2 separate regions of the Homo sapiens genome follow, and region 2 is linked to region 1. Evidence: read pairs that join two places in POLR2A ChIA-PET (ENCODE). Cell type or tissue: PC-9. All regions are shown on one strand. Each heading gives the region's core, and the rest is flanking DNA. Links, peaks and the distances in the headings are about the cores only. Region 1 overlaps RALGPS2 (Ral GEF with PH domain and SH3 binding motif 2). Region 2 overlaps FAM20B (FAM20B glycosaminoglycan xylosylkinase).

Evidence for each region. ChIA-PET counts read pairs that join two places held together with the same protein. Peaks named below come from ENCODE experiments on the same cell type or tissue, not always from the same donor. Only the 100,000 strongest peaks of a DNase experiment are listed, where the experiment ranks them.
Region 2: POLR2A ChIA-PET joins it to region 1 with 32 read pairs; 2 of 35 experiments call an interaction of 5 or more read pairs at or near these places.

The regions. Positions count from the first base shown.
Region 1 is chr1:178,890,606-178,895,008 of GRCh38, forward strand. RALGPS2 (Ral GEF with PH domain and SH3 binding motif 2) reads left to right here. Exons shown (of 20, transcript NM_152663.5): 15 at 1,625-1,702; 16 at 3,314-3,419. Among named protein-coding and RNA genes, the nearest start is that of ANGPTL1, 22 kb to the left of the region's middle. In PC-9, for the core only: no CTCF peak of the experiment used is centred there; no DNase peak of the experiment used is centred there.
Region 2 is chr1:179,030,167-179,034,569 of GRCh38, forward strand. All of the region lies in intron 1 of FAM20B (FAM20B glycosaminoglycan xylosylkinase), which reads left to right. Among named protein-coding and RNA genes, the nearest start is that of FAM20B, 6.5 kb to the left of the region's middle. In PC-9, for the core only: no CTCF peak of the experiment used is centred there; a DNase peak (open chromatin) is centred at 2,295; H3K27ac peaks cover 3,315 bases.

The DNA.
Region 1 (4,403 bases), core at 85-4,084:
TTTGAAATCATAAATTTCATGCTGTTTAATTGGAAAAATAGATCCTTATTTTTTATGTGACTTCATAAAGATTTCTCACTATTATGTGATTAAGATTTTGTTTATAAGTTCTACATTGCAAAGTACTTTTGATCCTTTCTACTCTAATTATCAGTGTTCCCAACTTTTGTTCTCTTTGTTTTGCGGGATAATAATAAGTAAAAACAAATTATTTTTATTTATTTTTGCATTATTTTTCTTGCAACCTTTACTTCTGATCTGTTCATTTGGGTTTGCCTGAAATGTGAAAAACACAAGAATTGCCTTTGACATGTTGTCTGAATTTGTTCAAATTGTCTTTCCCTCTAGAAAGAACGTAAAACCATGAGAAGTTGATTATAGAGTGTACTGTAATCTTTATATTTAAAAAATATTGATTAACCAAATTGTTTTTTAGATTGCTTGACTTATGACTAACCAGAATGGTGGTGTGTTAAATAATCTGTTCTCATCCCAGCAGGTTACTTATGAAGACAGTATTTAATGATGTTACCTTCACGTCTCAAAACAATTTTTTTGCTTTATAACAGGTGTTTTGCTTTGCAGACATGTGTGGCTAAAAAAAGCTACTTTTCTTATGCCAAGTTTAAAATAGTGGGCTCTTAGAACATTTTGAGAACAGTGAAATGAATGCTGCCCAGCAAGATTCAGACATGAAATAATAGAAAGTGAATAAAGAACTAGGATATAAAGTACTACTCATGGATAGTGAACTTGAAAAATGTACTCTGAATGTTGACATACCATTTTCTGTTCTTATTTTCTAGACAGACATCAAATACATTGTCTTATTTTCTAGACAGAAATCAAATACATTGTTGTCTTTTTTTCTAGACAGACATCAAATACATTGTTTAAGTTGCTAAAATAATGCTTTTCCTTTAAAACATCATTTATCAACAGTGCTTTCGGGTTTTCCTAGGCAAAGAAGTATCAGTATTTTTATGTGTCTGTTTTTATTTTTTTTGTTTTTAACTATTATGTGCCATTTTGGATAAGTATTAACTCATCATTTTTATCATTTATTGGCTTTGTCAGTTAATGTAGAAATAATATAACGCCTATATTACTCAGTTCATTTCTTTTATTTACTATAAAGGATAAAGAGGAAAATAAAGTTTTCCTCATGAGTTTACAAGCCACATTGCTTTTAGGTGTCTTCATAGGGACATATAATAAAAATGAATTACTTATATAAATCCGGGCATCATATTTAAACTAGAATCCAAGAAGTGGTATAGAAACGTAAGAATTTTTGAAGTATTTTTGAGGTTTTTTTTTTATTATTTGGCTATAAATAGCTCTTTAATTCTTTTAGCAGATTTGTGAAAGTGAATGTATATGTAAATATATGGTGTGTACTAAATACCTCTAAGTATTTCTAGAGTCAATAGTAGAAGAAAAAATTTTTTGAAATCTATGCTGCATGCTTTAAAAAAGAAAGAGGAACAATCACATACTATCCTTTTGTAAGATTTAGAAAGCTATATTACAAGAAGAAACTATTATACTGTTCTAGGTATTGATAATGACTGTGTGAATAAAAGTATATGTAATATATACAATTTATAATGGAATCCAACAGGAACAGATTATACCATTCTCTCGGCCCGGTGACAAGAGTGGCACGAAATGGCTATCGAAGTCACATGAAGGCCAGCAGGTACAATTCCCCTGCATTCAGGGGTCACAGAACTCCCTTATGGTGTTGGTGATTGGCTTACATGGGTGTGGTCTGACGTTATTTCTTTTCTTTCTCAACTAATTGATTTAAAAACTAAACAAATTACCTAGAAAAACTTTCTTTCCAAGATCTAATATGAAGATAAATTTCAACTATTCTTTCTGATCCACAGAGCTAATTGCTAAAACTTGCATCTTAATGTTACATATTTTAAAATGCTTCCAAGTTGGTAGCCTTTAAACTGCACCAGTCTTTCTAATGCTGATAGTTTTTGAATGAACAATATAAAAATCTGCTTCTTTATTCATAAGTTGTAATCAAAGCATTTTCTTTGCTAATAAATTTATATTTGATTTGTCTTTTTAAAAAGTTTTTCAGATAAACTACAGGTCCTGAATGTAGACGAGTCTATTTCATAAAATAATCATTTGTATATTTAAATTCATATTCATTCAGTTGTTTGTCTGGTTAAACCAGGTCTCTTTTGGACTGTTATTAGCTGTGGAGGCAGATAAGGGTGGTGTATTGATTGGGAACGTGGGGTTTAGTGGTGATGGGTAATCAGTTCATAATACAACAAAATACCAAACTTCAGAAGCAAACTTTACGTCAGTTTGATGGTGTCTAATCTCCGTGCATGTACCTCCCTGAATATAAATAGCTCTAGCATGAAATTTCTACTGGTTTATAGGTTCTTAAGTCACTCTGAAGACACCTAAATAATCACAAAGGAATAAACTGGCAAACTTTAGTTTTCATTGCTCTTATAGGAATTCTGCAGCTCATGTCAAGTCACCAGTGACATTTTTGTCAGCATGTATGTTTTATTGGCTCATGTAGAAATCATTAATTATTGTATTAAACATAGGACCTTAAATCAATTAGGGAAAGATATTAAAGTGTTGGTTATTTTGTGATTTTTTTTTTTTTAAAAGATACATGAAAAGGAAATCTTGAGTTTTGGGTTTTTTCCTTTCGTGGAGAGCTATTAGGCCATAATCACTTATCCATTGACACCATTTAAATGTTATTAAAATGTATTGCAGAAAGCTAGTTTTTAAAATATATTATTATTGACTTTATTACTTCTTTCTGCTATTTTAGAATTAAATTAAGCATGTTTTCTTTTTTTTTTTTTGAGCTTGTATTTTTATTTTCAGTTTTATATATACTTAAATACTTTTAACAAATAGAATCCTCATTTTTCCTACCAGGACTTAAAGTTTCTATGTGGAAAATAAGGTTGCAACAGTGATGCAGTGTGGCATGTTAAGAAGAAGAAAACAAATCTTAAATTTTTAATTTAATATTTACTAAAGTGAATTACTGCATTCTTTCTAAATTATACTGTTCAAATATGTAATAAAGTGTGTTTTTTAACCATCTGCTGACTTTAATAACTTTCTAATCAACTTTTTGTACAGCTTATAAATTTCAAGATTAATAAACCTTTAGAATTGTCAGTGTCTTCTCAGCTCTGAATAAAGTAACAAACTTTTAAAATTAAGAATAATTACATTTTATTTAAGTACCTACTTGATGACTATTGTAGACAAAAGCTCTTATGTGTTCTTTTCTTCGTTATTATAGTTCTGCAGAATCAGAAGATTTGGCAGTACATTTATATCCAGGAGCTGTTACTATTCAAGGTGTTCTCAGGAGAAAAACTTTGTTAAAAGAAGGCAAAAAGCCTACAGTAAGATTTCATCATATTATATTTTAATACACCTCTAAAAATATGCAAATTTATAAGACTCTGTAAAAGTACTAAAACAATTAAAATAAAACCTGATTATAGTAGACTTGAAATAATATTAAATAAGGTCCTCCCCTCTTATCCTTGGGTCATCCATTCCAAGATCCCCCGGGGATGACTGAAACCTCAGATAGTACCAAACCAAATTACCATCATTTGGAACATGTTTCTGTTCATGTCTTCCATTCACAAATATAATACCTTTTCTATCTTAACTAAGCACTTAAGCCCACACAGTAACCGTAACTTTTGCAGTTTGCGATGCTATAGCAAAACTAGCATGAATTTCTTTTTCCTTCTTCACAATTTCACAGATACAAAATTTGTTCTTACCATGGATCTTAGCAACCTTAGCGTCTAATTTTTCTTTCCTTAATCCAAGAAGTTTTCTTTTCACTTAAGGAAGCAGTGGGGAGTGGGACACAAGGGTAGCACATATAGTGTGGAGACGCTGGACAAAGAAAGGGAAGATTATGTCCACAGAAGCACAGAGCAGAACTGTGTGAGATTTTATCATGTTACTCAGAACAACACATGATTTTAAAACCTGTGAATTGTTTATTTCTCAAATTTTCCAATAAATATTTTTAGACTATGGTTGCCTGTGGGTAACTGAAACCACAGATAAGAGGGAAAATATTGTACACATTTGTTTCACCATGTTTTCTTAACATAAAATGTTATTATATGTGCCATATAGATTTCTGTTAAATCATGTGTTAAGGGTGCTTAAATCCTGTACTTTTTTTTACCCCCATTATAGTTCGTATACAAAATTATTTCTTAGAGAACCCTGAAAGTATATCATGAAGAAGTATTTTAGTATTAAGTTTAGGTAAAATAGAAAATAAAGAGTAACAACCCTAAAAAATGGAATTTGATTGTGTTTTATCATTTTATTTAAATTCCTGTAATACAGTTTTG
Region 2 (4,403 bases), core at 299-4,298, 140 kb after region 1:
AAGTTTTAGGGTATGAACTTTGTAACCACTTATTTTTGTTGCCCAGGGACGTTTTTGTTTGTTTGTTTCTTATCGTTGGTGTAGATAGTGAACGTGTGCTCTGTATAGGTGCATTTATGTTCCTGTAGTTTTCTGTAAAAAAAAAAACAAAATAATATGGAAGTACTTACTCGTGTGGGTTCTTGTTTCAGAAAGCACTGCCAATAATACTTGAAGATCTGATTTCAGCCCTGTCTTGTATCATCCTTGGGCAGTGTGTTAGACAACCTCCTTTCTTCCTTTTAGCATTTCCAAATTGTCTTTACTCTTAATCCCAGCCGATACTAGGAACCAGGTTGGCAATAGCAGTGGCCTTGAAAGGTGGAAGCAGGATATACAGAAGGTGGCAACTTTAAATTGAGTGTATATAATTGGTATACATATTCGCTATTTCTGCATCTTTTATATACTGTATACTTGAATTCATTGTAGGACTTATTTCCCCCTGTCTCTGAAAGAGGCAGTCTTTAAACCAGAGAGTTGCCAGTTTAGAAGAAATTCTTATAACCCTAAAGGTCTTTCTCCTTTGCCCTTCTCTCCTTTTATTCCACAAACACTTATCAGATGCCTCTTACAGGCCCTGCACAGTGCTAAGTTACTTGGAAGTACAAAGCGTGAGTAAAATCTATCCCATCCTCAAAAAACACAATATATTAGAAGAGACAGATGTGCCAAAAAAAAAAAAAAATGTGTGTGTGTGTGTTTGTGTGTGTGTGAGTTCATAGTATAACAGAGGGATCATGCCTGGAGCCACCTAGCCATAATTTCAGCACAGATCTGTTTGAGGTTCTCCTGCTTCTGAGAGTGATCTCCTGTGTGGGCTGTCAGCTTGACGTACCATAGAACATAAGGCTAAAAATGCGAGGTCTATTGTTGTATAAAGTTTATGTGGTTTTCCAAGAACTGTAGTGAATTGAACACTAAAGATGGAAAGCATATGAAAAGCTGAAGGAAAATGTTATAATATTTGTAATGCCGTATTTCAACACTATACAGGAATTACCTTCTATAATCTAGCCTTAAATGGTGGTTCTGTACTGACAGTTGTGCTGTGAAATACCTGGAACTTGGGAAGTGTCATTATACCTGGCTTATTTAAAGGAAAATGCAAATTGTTACTCATTTCCACGTAGTGTCAAGATTACTGCGTGTGTTGGTTTTTTAGAACAGAACTCGCTAGCAGTATGAGCTAAAGTTTTTTTCTTTTTCATTTTTCAAGGAAGAGGGTTGCCCTAAATCAAGGTTTAAATGGGACAGGTTGCAGAGATTGATTTTTTTTCAGTTCACTTATTGAAATTATTCAGTTATTGCCTATTTCATTTTTACTTTCACATCCAGCAAGAAAGACTACCTTAATGCTTCATTAATGCCTGGTAATGGTTTTAGTTGCCTTCCTTCAGAGGGAACTTGTTAGAGAATTTCATATAAGTGATTCTGAGTTTACAGATGTAAATAAATGTTTAAATGGAAGTGAAAACAGTAAGGAAAACCTGACACTTGGACCAATTTGGATTATGTAAGAATTAGATTTTCTACACCTGTACTCTTAAGTTACTCTTAAGGCTTATCTTAAGGGCTTTAGCACATGAAAAGCTGTCATCTTTAAAACACAGAACTAATTTTCCAAACTGAAAACAGTTGTGAAAGGCATTCTATTTTAGCCTTTTTTTGTGAAGTGGGATAAGTTCATGCTTCCCATCTGTTTCAGTTACATTGAGTGTGGTAGAATTGAACTTTGTAGAGAAGGGAAACAGGTTGGCCAAATTAGTGACAGCCTCCCAGTCTTCTGCTTTGCATGACACTCACTCTGAAGATATCTATTTGCCTAGTCTTATCTACCTCTCAAATTTAGGCAAGAATTTGGCTCAGAAATACAAGACTACTAATTACTACTAAACTCTTAGTAATGCAATGTGTGGATTTGGCCCCTCACTATGTAACTGAGAAGACAACATTATGGTATATTGATTCCAATGAGGGTTTTCTTTGTCATTTTTCTCCTCTCTGGAGGTCATCTGGGTTTTTGATATGGTGATAATGACTAGCAAGTGATTACTGTGGGTCATCCAGGCACTAATCTTAGCACAACACATGTAGAGGTCTCATTCTTTTTTTTTTTTTTTTTTTTTTTTTTGAGACAGGATCTTGCTCTGTCACCCAGGCTGGAATGCAGTGGCATGATCTTGATTCACTGCAGCCTCAGCCTCCCGAGTAGCTGGCTCATTCATTTTTAACAACCCTGTGAGTTAGGTAATAGTATTCTTGTTTCATTTTTTTATATGCAGAAACTGAGACCCAGAGAGGTCAGAAGTTAAATATCTTTCCCAAGACCCACATTAGGTGGTAAAGGAAGCATCCAGGCCTAGGCATTCTGAATCCAGAGGACATGCTTTTAACCCCTCTGCTACAGAAAGCTTATATTTAAAATAAGAAGGTGAATTAAGAAGCTATTTCTTAAGTGGATAATTAGCACAGAAAAGAAGAAAAAATATCTATAGATACTGATTAATGCTATTACTTAGTATTAGTTTTTATTTTTAGTTGAAGACCCTCATGTGAAGATGAAAGGAAGAATAGCATGCTGTTGTGGCAGGCAGCAAAGCAGGAGTGGGCTGGTTTTCCCAGGGTACTCAGCATTTACTGAGATAATAAACATGTAATGCTGTTTAATATTGGAGGTTTTGACTTTCTGGACATCTTGACTGTCACACAATACTAAAAGACTTCTGAATGCTCTTAATTTTACTTATCACTGCCACTAACCATCAGTAGAGACATTTATTTCTAGGGAACGGGGTGTAAACTCATAACAGTTAATAATAATATGCACAGTGCCCTACTGTCACTGCTAGTGAAAAATCAAAAGGGCAGTATACCAGACAGCCCACGGTAAAAGCGTGTGTGTGTCTAACTTTTTTTGCACTAAAAGATGTGATTTTTGCTATTTATGTTTTGGCTGAAGTACAAAAGTTAGGCTTTATAAACCGGACATGTGTCAGTGTGTGAATGTGTGAGGTTAGCCTTGATTGCTCTGCATAAGTCTAAGTAGGGCTCTGAAGTATGCAAGTGGATTTTAGTAAATGATCCAGTTGAGAATCTATTTCTTCTTGTGGTACCTTTAAGAGACTTTGTTAATTATGTATCTTTCTAAATATATACAATGAAAACAGAAAAATATAAATGACATGTAACTTTTATAATGAGTGTATTGCTCCTAGAAGCCATTAATAATAATTTACAAATATGACCTAACAATTTATCAAACCAATTTTTATTTGCACTTAATGGTTAATTTAGTGATTACTCCCTCCCTGAGATAATTGTTTTTAGTCACGTAATTTATTTCCCTATGTCTTCTCCCCTGGTATTTTTACTATCCCCAAAAGGAGTTGATAGGAGCAGAACAGATGTGAGAATGTTGGGTTTTACAAACTACCTCAAAATAATAGTGGGTTAAGACAATGATTTGTTATTTCTTTCTTTCTTTTTCTTTTTCTTTTTTTCTTTTGAGACAGTCTTGCTCTGTCACCAGGCTGGAGTGTAGTGGCGTGATGTCGGCTCACTGCAACCTCCGCCTCCTGGGTTCAAGCGATTCTCCTGCCTCAGCCTCTCAAGTAGCTGGGACTACAGGCATGTGCCACCATGCCCAGCTAATTTTTTGTATTTTAGTAGAGATGGGGTTTCACCATGTTGGCCAGGCTGGTCTCAAACTCCCTACCTTGGGTGATCCGCCCATCTCACCTCCCAAAGTGCTGGGATTACAGGTGTGAGCCACTGCGCCCAGCCTGTTATTTCTTATAATTATATAGGTCATCTGGTCTCACGTGTTCCTGCTCAAATGGTATAGGCTGGGGTCACAACAGTGACTACATTCTGCCAGACCACAACTGGGACTGGAATGTCCTTGAAAGTGTCATCTTCATGTCTGGCACTTCACCTGGGGTGACCAGGATAGCCAAGGGTTGGCTGGACCTCTCTCCATATAGATCACTTGGCATTTGGTAGTCTTAGCTTGAGCTTCTTTACATGGTAGCTAGATCCCGTGAAAGTGGAAGCTGCCAGGTCTCTTAAGACCAGGGCCCAGAACTGGCACACAGTCATTTCCACAACATTCTATTGTCAAAACAAGTTACAAAGCCAGCCCAGATTCAAGGGGAGGAAAAACAGACTCCACCTCTTTCTCTCTCTCTCTCTCTCTTTTTTTTTAATAATGGAGACAGGGTCTCACTGTGTTACCCAGGCTGGTCTCGAATTCCTGGGCTCAGGCAGTCCTTCTGCCTCAGCCTCCCAAAGTGTTAGGATTACAGGTGTAAACCAGCATGTTTGGCCCTGACTCCACCTCTTGATAGGATAAATTGTTAGTG